Linked DNA regions of Homo sapiens: region 1 is linked to region 2. Evidence: chromatin contacts called from ENCODE Hi-C or POLR2A ChIA-PET data. All regions are on one chromosome and are shown on one strand. Each heading gives the region's core, a stretch centred on a gene start or an enhancer-like site at or near the end of the contact. The rest is flanking DNA. Distances are from core to core; before and after follow the strand shown. Region 1 holds the start of MAP9 (microtubule associated protein 9). Region 2 overlaps NR3C2 (nuclear receptor subfamily 3 group C member 2).

What was found. Hi-C counts contacts between places; a loop is a spot of excess contacts on that map. ChIA-PET counts read pairs that join two places held with the same protein, here RNA polymerase II (POLR2A).
Region 1: a loop to region 2 is called in a map of CD8-positive, alpha-beta T cell, with 18 times the contacts of the local background. The contact joins the promoter of MAP9 here to the enhancer-like site in region 2. A Hi-C loop is called at or near these places in 1 of 168 maps with a recorded cell type or tissue (CD8-positive, alpha-beta T cell). POLR2A ChIA-PET finds 5 or more read pairs at or near these places in 1 of 52 experiments (CD4-positive, alpha-beta T cell).

The regions. Positions count from the first base shown.
Region 1 is chr4:155,374,913-155,379,569 of GRCh38, reverse strand. MAP9 (microtubule associated protein 9) reads left to right here and starts at 2,605. Exons shown (of 14, transcript NM_001039580.2): 1 at 2,605-2,799; 2 at 3,656-3,794; 3 at 4,549-4,633. The coding sequence starts at 3,720. RefSeq lists an enhancer at 2,723-3,152.
Region 2 is chr4:148,374,189-148,378,936 of GRCh38, reverse strand. All of the region lies in intron 2 of NR3C2 (nuclear receptor subfamily 3 group C member 2), which reads left to right. Among named protein-coding and RNA genes, the nearest start is that of NR3C2, 66 kb to the left of the region's middle. Within about 2 kb of position 2,621, at least 8 of the 41 ENCODE cell types and tissues checked have a DNase peak (open chromatin) inside an H3K27ac peak, as active enhancers do; they include CD4-positive, alpha-beta T cell and CD8-positive, alpha-beta T cell, where a contact is called at or near this core.

The DNA.
Region 1 (4,657 bases), core at 1,356-3,855, 7.0 Mb before region 2:
GTGGGATGCTGCTGACCATTCTACTATGCACAGGACAGCCCCCACAGCAAAGAATGATTCTGCTCAAACTGTCAATTTTGAGAAACTGCTGCTGTTAAGAAACTGATTCTAGTGGAAGAGACAGGCACGTAAACACATGAAAGAGAATAGGGACGGGAATTAGAGGGAAGGTGGAAGGTGAGCTTGGTAAGGAGAGGGAAAGCGGGGGAACCACAGTTACTGACTCACCAGCTCTACTGGGCACTGTCCTGAGTGGGGAAATAATTTTATCATATGTATTTGTGCAAAGTATTGTATGAAATCTTTAAAATGGCACTGGAAGGGGTTGGTATTATCCCAACCTATGAATGCACAAACTGGGGTTAGGAGTGTCTAAGTAACATACCTGAGGTCACACAGAAAGTTGCGAGCTGGGGCCGGGCATGGTGGCTCATGGCTGTAATCCCAGCACTTGGGGAGATGGAGGCAGGAGGATCGCTTGAGCCCAGTAGTGGGCAAAAAAAGTGAGATCCTGTCTCTAAAAATAAAATAAAATTGTAAGCTGGGATTGATGCACTATTACTCTGAAATACGTTGGGTCAAAGAATTTGGATGATCAATGGACAAGTTTTGTGTCCCAGAGGAATGATGAAGTGAGAAAGTTGAAAGTGCTGAAGAAAGAACTCCATAAGCTACATTGTGGGACTTGGGCTAGCTAGGAAAGGGAAGCAGGAAGCAAAGAGAGCAACTGATAAATTGGGGGAAGATGTGAAAAGCTCAAGAGTCTGGACATCTTAGATGAGATACATGCATTAAAAAAAAAAGAAAGAAAGAAAAAGTAAAAAAAAAAAAAAAGAGTCTAGATGTCTTGATGAGTTCCTAAATAGAAATAACAAGAGAAGAATAACTAAAAAAGGAAGCCATGGGCCTTTTGGAGTGGAGTATTACAGTTTAAGACTTCCAGTACGGAGCCCCACAATTAGGGGTATGGACAAGTGAAAGTCTTGGAGTATTGAGCAAAGAATTCTATTGAATGGAACATGGCCACACCATACCTTGGTGTGATCTCAGGTATTGGATAGGTTGGCTGTAGATATTCAGTGAATGTGGGAGAAGGGCCTATATATCTATTGATGACAGAAACTGAGAAATAGAACATAGAATATTGGCTTGTGAGGAGGAAGGGTTTGGAGTAATAGGAGAGCAGTCACTGAGTATGTGAGGACCTAGGAGAACTTAGAAATCTTCCTTCTACAGCAGTCCCTATTTGAAAAGCCCTCAGGGAGATAGTTTATTCAGAAAATAGTTTTGCTTAGCTAAGATAAGAATGCGATTATAGAGGAAAAAGTGAGAGAATGTTTTACAGTGGAAAGGAGGTTCCAGGAGCATGAGGTGAACCTGGAAGGGTTCAACAGTAGTGCCATGAGTTAATAGAAAATAGGGAGCATTTTCTATTCTGGGTATGTGTGTGTAGAGGTGGTGTACATTTTCAGCTTCATAAATGGATACAGATGAGTGGACATATATATATAATATATTATATAATATATATTATATATATAATATATTATATAATATATATAATATAATATATATATACTATTAGTTCTGTCCATCTAGAGAACCCTGATTAATACAGCATTGTATTTTACTAAATTTCTTATTTCTTGTTATGCACATTTAGTTTTTCAATACATTGATTTATTAAATTTCTATCTCAATGTGATTTGTTTATACAAAATTGAATTAGTGAAATATTAACATATTTTAGAGATGTGGAAAAAATACCAGGTATGAGTTTAATTACTAGTCAATGAATTCATTCAGATAATTCAACTAGGATTAAGCTTTTTAAAAATTAAAAATAGTAAAAATTCATATTATTTTAAAGACTTTCAATAAACGTTTTTGGTTTTTATTTGCTTTAAGAATTTCCTATGCGAATTAAATGATGTTGATTTTGTTTACTTTAGTAGCACATGCTCTTTTAGCCTAGTGGATCATTTTGTTTGGTTTGATTGGAATAAGATTACTCACTAAGTATACAAAGAGGGGGAGTTTTACATTCAAGTAAGATGTCAAATGGGCTTTCAGTTGTGTCCACAAGAGCTGAGGTCTCTCCAGGCCCTTTGCGGCTTAGTTGCATGAAGAGCATATCTAATATCGAATACAATTCCAGGCACTCTTCCAAGTGTTCCACTTGTATTATTTCATTCAATTTTACAGCAACCTTTCAGGTGTCTATTATTAGTACACTTTTGTTTTCCCCCAGAAGAAGAAACTGAGTCATAAAGACCTTAACTTGGGACAATCACGTGTGTAGGAAAGGGGTACCAGGATTCAAACCTGCAGTCGGAAACAGGGTTCTGCAAACTCACTACCGTACTATTCTGTCCCATCCACTGACACCGTACTTCGATTCAGAGAACTTCACGTCCTAACTGTGGCAAAACGACGAATGTGCTTTATTTGCAACACGTGCAGATAAGGACCCTTACTCTATTGGCAAGAGTAAGGCTATCTGGGTGGGAGTTGGGCGGGTCCTGTCTCCTAGGCAACAGCACATGCACACAAGCGACCAATAATGAGCCCCTCTCCAAAGACCCAGGAAGGTGATGTCACTTCCTTCGTCTGGGTGGTTGCCCCAGCGACACGTTGGGCCGAAGAGCGGTGTTGGGTACCCGAGAGACCCGGCGGTGGGGAAGTCACTTCCTCCCGAAGACGCTGTTTCCTAGCAACCGCCCTCCGCCTCTGTTATTAGCCCCTCCTCCTCGCTCGGTCCAGGACCGGCTCTGCGGGCGCCGCCAGGCCCAGACCAAGGTGAGCAGCTCCTACCCGATGCTTGGCTCTTGATTCTCAGGGTCGCGGAGAACTGGCCGCGGGCGTCCGGGGCCGGGAACAGAAAGCGGGACCTGGGGGCCATGGGGGATCCGGACAGAGACCGCGCTTGGACGTGCACGGGCCTGGCGTTCGCTGGTGCTCAGCATACGGCGCGGTGAGGAGCGGCGAGCACCCGGACGTCACCTGGCCTGGTAGGGAACGGAACCCGGGGCGCACAACGCTATGGGCGGCCCTGCCAGGCCTCTGCTCCGAGTACGGGAAACCGCGATTTTAATGCGGCTCATCGCGAAAGCTTCGTCGTTTTGTCTGGCTCTCTTTAACACTTTTGTGAGAGGAAAAATTGGCTTGCAATACATCTCGCTGGCTGTTTGCGGGTTAGCATTACGATCTTTTTCTTTGAATAGCGCTGTATGCAAATATATAGATACATTTTTTTTTTGGTGGTGGTGCTCATAATTTTTACGCCGACGATCCTTTTGATGGCCTTTTAAATAAGACGTGACTTATTTTGAAGGCAATGTTATACTTTAGAAGAGAGGTGAAAAATAAGGTGTTCTATTTTAATTGGCAGCATTTTGTCGTATTAACTTGTAATCATTTATTTGCAGACTTTTTAAGTAGTTGCAAAACTATTTTAGGATAACTTCCATTTGAATTTTTTTAAACAAGCTTGTTATGAGAATTTGCTATTTCTTTACAAGAACCTTTTTAAGTGAAGATGTAGCCCAATGTTCATATCAGATGCTTTTCTTTGACCTTTGTGGGGAGAGTAGAATCAAATGTAATAAAATAAATTCTGAAGCATGCGAAGTCTGATTTGTTTTGTATATTTCAGCTACTATCAGAAGTTGAATTCTAATAATTAGCTATTTTATAAAGGTAACGAGAAAAAATACACTATGTCTGATGAAGTTTTTAGCACCACTTTGGCATATACAAAGAGTCCAAAAGTTACCAAAAGAACTACTTTCCAGGTAAAGTATTTTTATTTGGAATCATTTCACAGTGTAAACACTGTATTAGATGGGTTGAAATTGGTGATTCTAGAACAGTCCTATATAAAGCAGGGGTAAATCTTATATTACTTTTGAGGTTTTGCACATGATCATGTTTGGGCTCCATCCAGTATTACAAACTCCCCTATATGGTTTTAAGACTACCAAAGTAGCCTCAATACTAGTTTCCTACTAAGTTAAAAGTTGAATCGCAACCTTAAATTGCCATTTTTATATAAAAACTTTTTTTTCTGTTGTAACATAATGTTTAAGTTTTTTTTTCTGTTGAGTCACTGCAATTTTGAACTCAGCCTCTAAGTTTGCAATATTGATTGCATCCATTTCTGAAATATGCCGAGACAAAAGCTCTTAAAAATACCAATTTCTTTCAAAATACCAGTTTTTAATAAATTATAATCTAAATTGAGCCCCTTCTTATTTGTTACCCTCCAGCTCTAATTATAACCTGCAATTAATTTGTTCCATAATGTGTGTCTCCTCTAGTTAAACTGCGAGCTCCATGAGGAAGGGCTCTTGTCTGTGATGCTCTGCATTGAGTATGAGGCGTAAAGTGGGTACATGGCATAAAGTGAGCTTGCAGGAAATATTTGTTAGATGAATGAAACCTAAGTTTGAAAGCAGTCGTTAATCAAGCATTGTTTGTTTAAAGAATTACTTGTGAATATGATACCTCCATGTTTGGATGGAAATTGATTTCAGTATCTCATTTCAGGATGAGCTAATAAGAGCAATTACAGCTCGCTCAGCCAGACAAAGGAGTTCTGAATACTCAGATGACTTTGACAGTGATGAGATTGGTATGTGACAGTATGGAAACGTGA
Region 2 (4,748 bases), core at 1,372-3,871:
ACAATTTTGTTTCTTTCGATGAAAATTCTTTGTAATCTTTATTCTAAATCATGGTGCAATGTATCCTTTTATGTATTTCTGTGTACAAAGATAAAAAATTTCTCTAGTGTATGAGTCTGTTCTCGCACTGCTATAAAGAAATGCCTGAGACTAGGCAATTTATAAAGAAAAGAGGTTTAATTGGCTCACGATTCTGCAGGCTGCATAGGAAGCATGACAGCATTTGCCCAGCTTCTGGGGAGGCCTCAGACATCTTACCATCATAGCAGAAGATAAAGGGAGAAGCAGGCACGTCTTACATGGCTGAAGTATGAGGAAGAAAGAGACAGGGGAGGTTCCACACACTTTTAAACAACCAAATGTCCTAAGAACTCTATCAGGAGAACAGCACCAAAGGGATGGTGCCAAACCATTCATGAGGGATCCACCCCCATGATCCAGTCACCTCCCACCAGGCCCCACCTCCAACACTGGAGATTACAATTCAACATGAGATTTGGCTGGGAACCCATATCCAAACCAATTCAGTGCAGGGTGTGTATATTTTTTTTTTTTTGGTGGAGGTGGGTGTGGGGTGTATATCTTCATTGTTTTATACACTGTTGCCCAGTTCTTCTGCAATTGACAGTCCTACCAGAAGTGTATGAGTCTTCCTCATTTCACATTCTTGCTAACACTGTTATTAATTTAATTTTTTGCTAGTCTGAAGGGGATGAATGTTTTCTTATTGTTATCTTTCAATTACTTTTTCTTTCTTAAGATCCCCCGCCAGCCCCCAGCAACCAGATTGTAGGGAATTTCAATCTTCCTGGTTCATACTCATTGATATTCCTATAACAACCTCTATGGCTCATGTGAAGGAACCAGTGATTAATCGGAGTGGAACATTTGATGAGGTCCCTCTGGCTTTAAGTTTACACTTATCTCCCTGTATATCTGGCATGCCTATTATCTAAGTCTGGGTAACCCTTTGCATTGACACTAAGGCTTCCATGCCATGCTTGCCCGGTCTTCATTTGTACCACACACCCATTTCTTTCTCAGGTTCTGCTGTCTCCCGGGAACTGGGAGGCCCTAATGCTTATATCCCCGAGAAGATCTCTTCTCCACCTGCCACCAAAGGCAAGGAACAGAACAATGGAAACAGAACAGAAATAAAGTCTCAGGAAACTACTCTACTGCAGAAGTATCTGACATTGCCTTGGTGATTCCTCTACTTAGTATTCAAGCTCCCATGAGATGCCTCTTCCAGGCTGTAAGAGTTTATCTACTCTTTACAAATGTTCACTGTCCTGCTGTTATGATGATTGTTACTATGATATAGGACACTACCTCAAAACCTTTTTTCTTTGCATCATTTCCCAGCTGCCTACTGCTTTGCTGCTTCCCCCAAATTCATCTGCTTTTTCCTTACCTTTTCTCTTTCACATTCTTGCCAGTTGCTGTGCCCCCTCTGCCACTGAGCCAATCCCTTGTCTCAGTTTGTGGACAGCATCTATTTTTAAATAAAACTCTCTTTGCTGTCCCCTACTTTTGGGAAGAGCTTCACAATAATTGAAAAGACATGTTTATTCCATAGGAAACACCATCATTAAGTTTTCTTCTCCACATTAGCCACAGGCTAGTGCCCTCATACCATGCAGGTGTGGATGCCACATTCACCTCCTGAGACACTTTCCTTGAACTCTTATCTAAAATTTTATACTCTTCTTCCTGCCCCAAATCACATCCCCTCATTCCTCGTTTATTTTTTCTCTTTAGCAACAATCACTATCTAATAATCTATACATCATATGTATTTACCTTTCTTTTGTCTTCCTTCCCTACCAGAATAAAATGTCAGTGAGAAAACTAAAAGTTAAATTAGAAATATGTTGTCTTTTATATTGGTAGTCAAGATTTAAAAAGTGTGACCTAAGCAAATATGTTACCCCAGATATAATATGTAAAGAAATTGAAATATTAGTATACTTAATTTTAATTTCCATTTTATTTGGGCATAATTTCAAAAAAAGTATAACTTTGAGGAAAAAGAGTTTTTGTTGTTGATTTTAATATGTTGGTTATAAAACTAAGTTTTCATTACTGAAAATAAATTAGGAATATCCTGTATTAAAGTACTGATTGACTCTCTAATATAATTTTTCTGTTATTTAGTCTATTTTTAAAAATTTCTAATAACATAAGGATATGTATTAAATCTTACCAACAAAATTTTAGTTAAAGCTTTTGTTTCAGGTTTAGCTGCCCTTGGACGGCAGAACTACCTGTACTGCCAAACATCATGCTTAAGCTTTTGAAATTCTAAAGTTAAAACTAAATTAATAGATAGGTTGCATTTTTATAAGTAAAATAAATGATTACTGAAAGTTTAAGCTAAAACTCTTGGAGCTCTCTCTTACCCTTTTAAAGACTCATTTGGCCATATTTTGAGAGTCACTGAGGACAGAGAAATGTAAAAAGGAAAGGGTCTATTGCATGTGGGGCTACATTCCTTCTTTCTTTCTACAATATTTGAAACACACAAAACCAGCAGCACTACACTGAGCCCTTTGTTCTTCCTGTTGGGCAAAACACTAGATAGCTTACTGTAAATATGGCCAACTGCCAAGCTGTGGCGCAGATTCTTTTTTTTAAATACTGTAAACTGGCACAGGCTCAAGAATTACAGTTCTTCCTTCCTTTTATTTACTTTCTCCTTCTACACCAAAGAGTTTCATCTATGGCAAGAGAGAAAAACAGTTGTTGTGGTTAAAATGCCCAGTCGTCGTGGGTTTTTTTTTTTTTTTTTGCCTTACTCCTGACCTTGAATAGATTTCTTTTAAAATAAGCAGAATAACGTTATTATTCTTAAATTTTAAAAGAGCTATGTCCTTTCATGACCAATGTAAAGGACTGAAGTAGAAAAGTGGGATGAGAACTGAGTTGAATTCATAATATTTGTTAATAGCATTCTACTTTAAAAATTGATTTTGTATTGGTGACTTCCTAATTCTCTTTTGTTAATGTCAGAGATATTATCTTGGTTTCACTTATAGTGATCTTAGAATACTTTGGTCTTAGATTTCATTTTTAATGCACCTGCATTATTTTTGACATTAGTAACTTGCTTCCCCTTGTGTTGGAATTTGTATGGCTGCAACTGAGTTGAAAAGAGGCACAGGGAAGGGTGCGGAGTTCTGCTTTTCAGCTGTAGGGTGTGTCTCTTTTGAAACTGTTTTTTTTAATTCAAGAAAAAGCTTGGAAATTTTGTATTTTTTGAAAGAATTATTTGCTATGCGTATTAAAATAGACGAGCAAAACACCAAGGATCTGCATTATTAAAATGACATGCCTCTCACAAAAAAGAGAGATGTCAGAAATCAGTAGATACATTTTTGATGTAAATACCATCTTGTCAAATATATTTTAAATTTTTGATATAAATACCATCTTGTCAAATACTTTAAATTTTGCAGGGTTTTTTTTTTTTTCTTTCTTTGAGATAGAGTCTTGCTCTGTCGCCCAGGCCAGAGTGCAGTGGTGCAATCTCAGCTCACTGCAACCTCCACCTCCCGGGTTCAAGCAATTCTCCTGTCTCAGCCTCCCGAGTAGCTGGGATTATAGGTGCCCACCACCACGCCTGGCTGATTTTTGTATTTTTAGTAGAGATGGGGTTTCACCATGTTGGCCAGGCTGGTTTCGAACTACCGACCTCAAGTGATACGCCAACCTCGGCCTCCCAAAGTGGTGAGGATACAGGCGTGAGCCACTGCATCCAGCCGATTTTGCAGTTTTATTGATGAATTTTGTACAGGGAAACTTCTAGGTCTGAGTAGAAATTAAATGTATATTGTAATTATTTTTTCAAAACATCAAAATAAGATTTTATTTATTGTCTTTACCCAATGCACTGACCATTAAAATTATTTTATACAGTAGCCACGTGACAACATATTTACTTTTTCATTTCACTCATTAATCTGTTTTCTTTTAAGAAGGAAATCTCACTAGATGTAAATACAAGGATATTTGTCTTGTTTTCAGATATAATGAAAAGTAGAGGGTGTTATGTTTATAATCAGATTTTGTGTCAGTCTTTTTGGGAGATACAGGGGGATTTCAGAAAGCACAGGTGATTAACCAGAGATAGGGAGCCTGCTTCTACTAAGCTGCTCTACCAGTTACTGGGATGAATTTTTCAGTAGTGTCATATATTTTTAATTTTAGGGGGATTTTCATTGGACTGATTGAAAATAATTTTAAAACTTGGGTAAAATATTGGCTACTTTGCCTCAGTTCCCTTACACAAATGAAAATTTAGGTTATTATACTGAGGTCTGAGCATCCAGGAAGTTCTTTTATACATTGACATATATAATTAACAATTGTTATTTTTTCTATTTTCTCTAGAATTTTCATGTACAGTTTCACCTGTATACTGGATAAAGTTATTAAGCTGGGAGTTAAGAGGCAAGCTTCTTACCCTGGCCTTCATTGAATAATAATCTGACCTTGAGGATATTGAGTCTTTCTGGGCCCGGTTTCCTCATCTGTGAAATAATGAGTAGGACTAGGCCTTCTTAGAAGTTGCTTCCAATGTGAAGAGTCTAGACAAAATTCTATGATTATTTTGCCTTTTTAAGAGACTGGAATTTATGAATAATGAGAACATGATATTCTAATGTAGTGAATATTTAATTTATATTCAAAGAATGTAGGTGTAGAGTGTTGCATAACTTGAGGAAATTTTTCTTGTATCCTTAGTT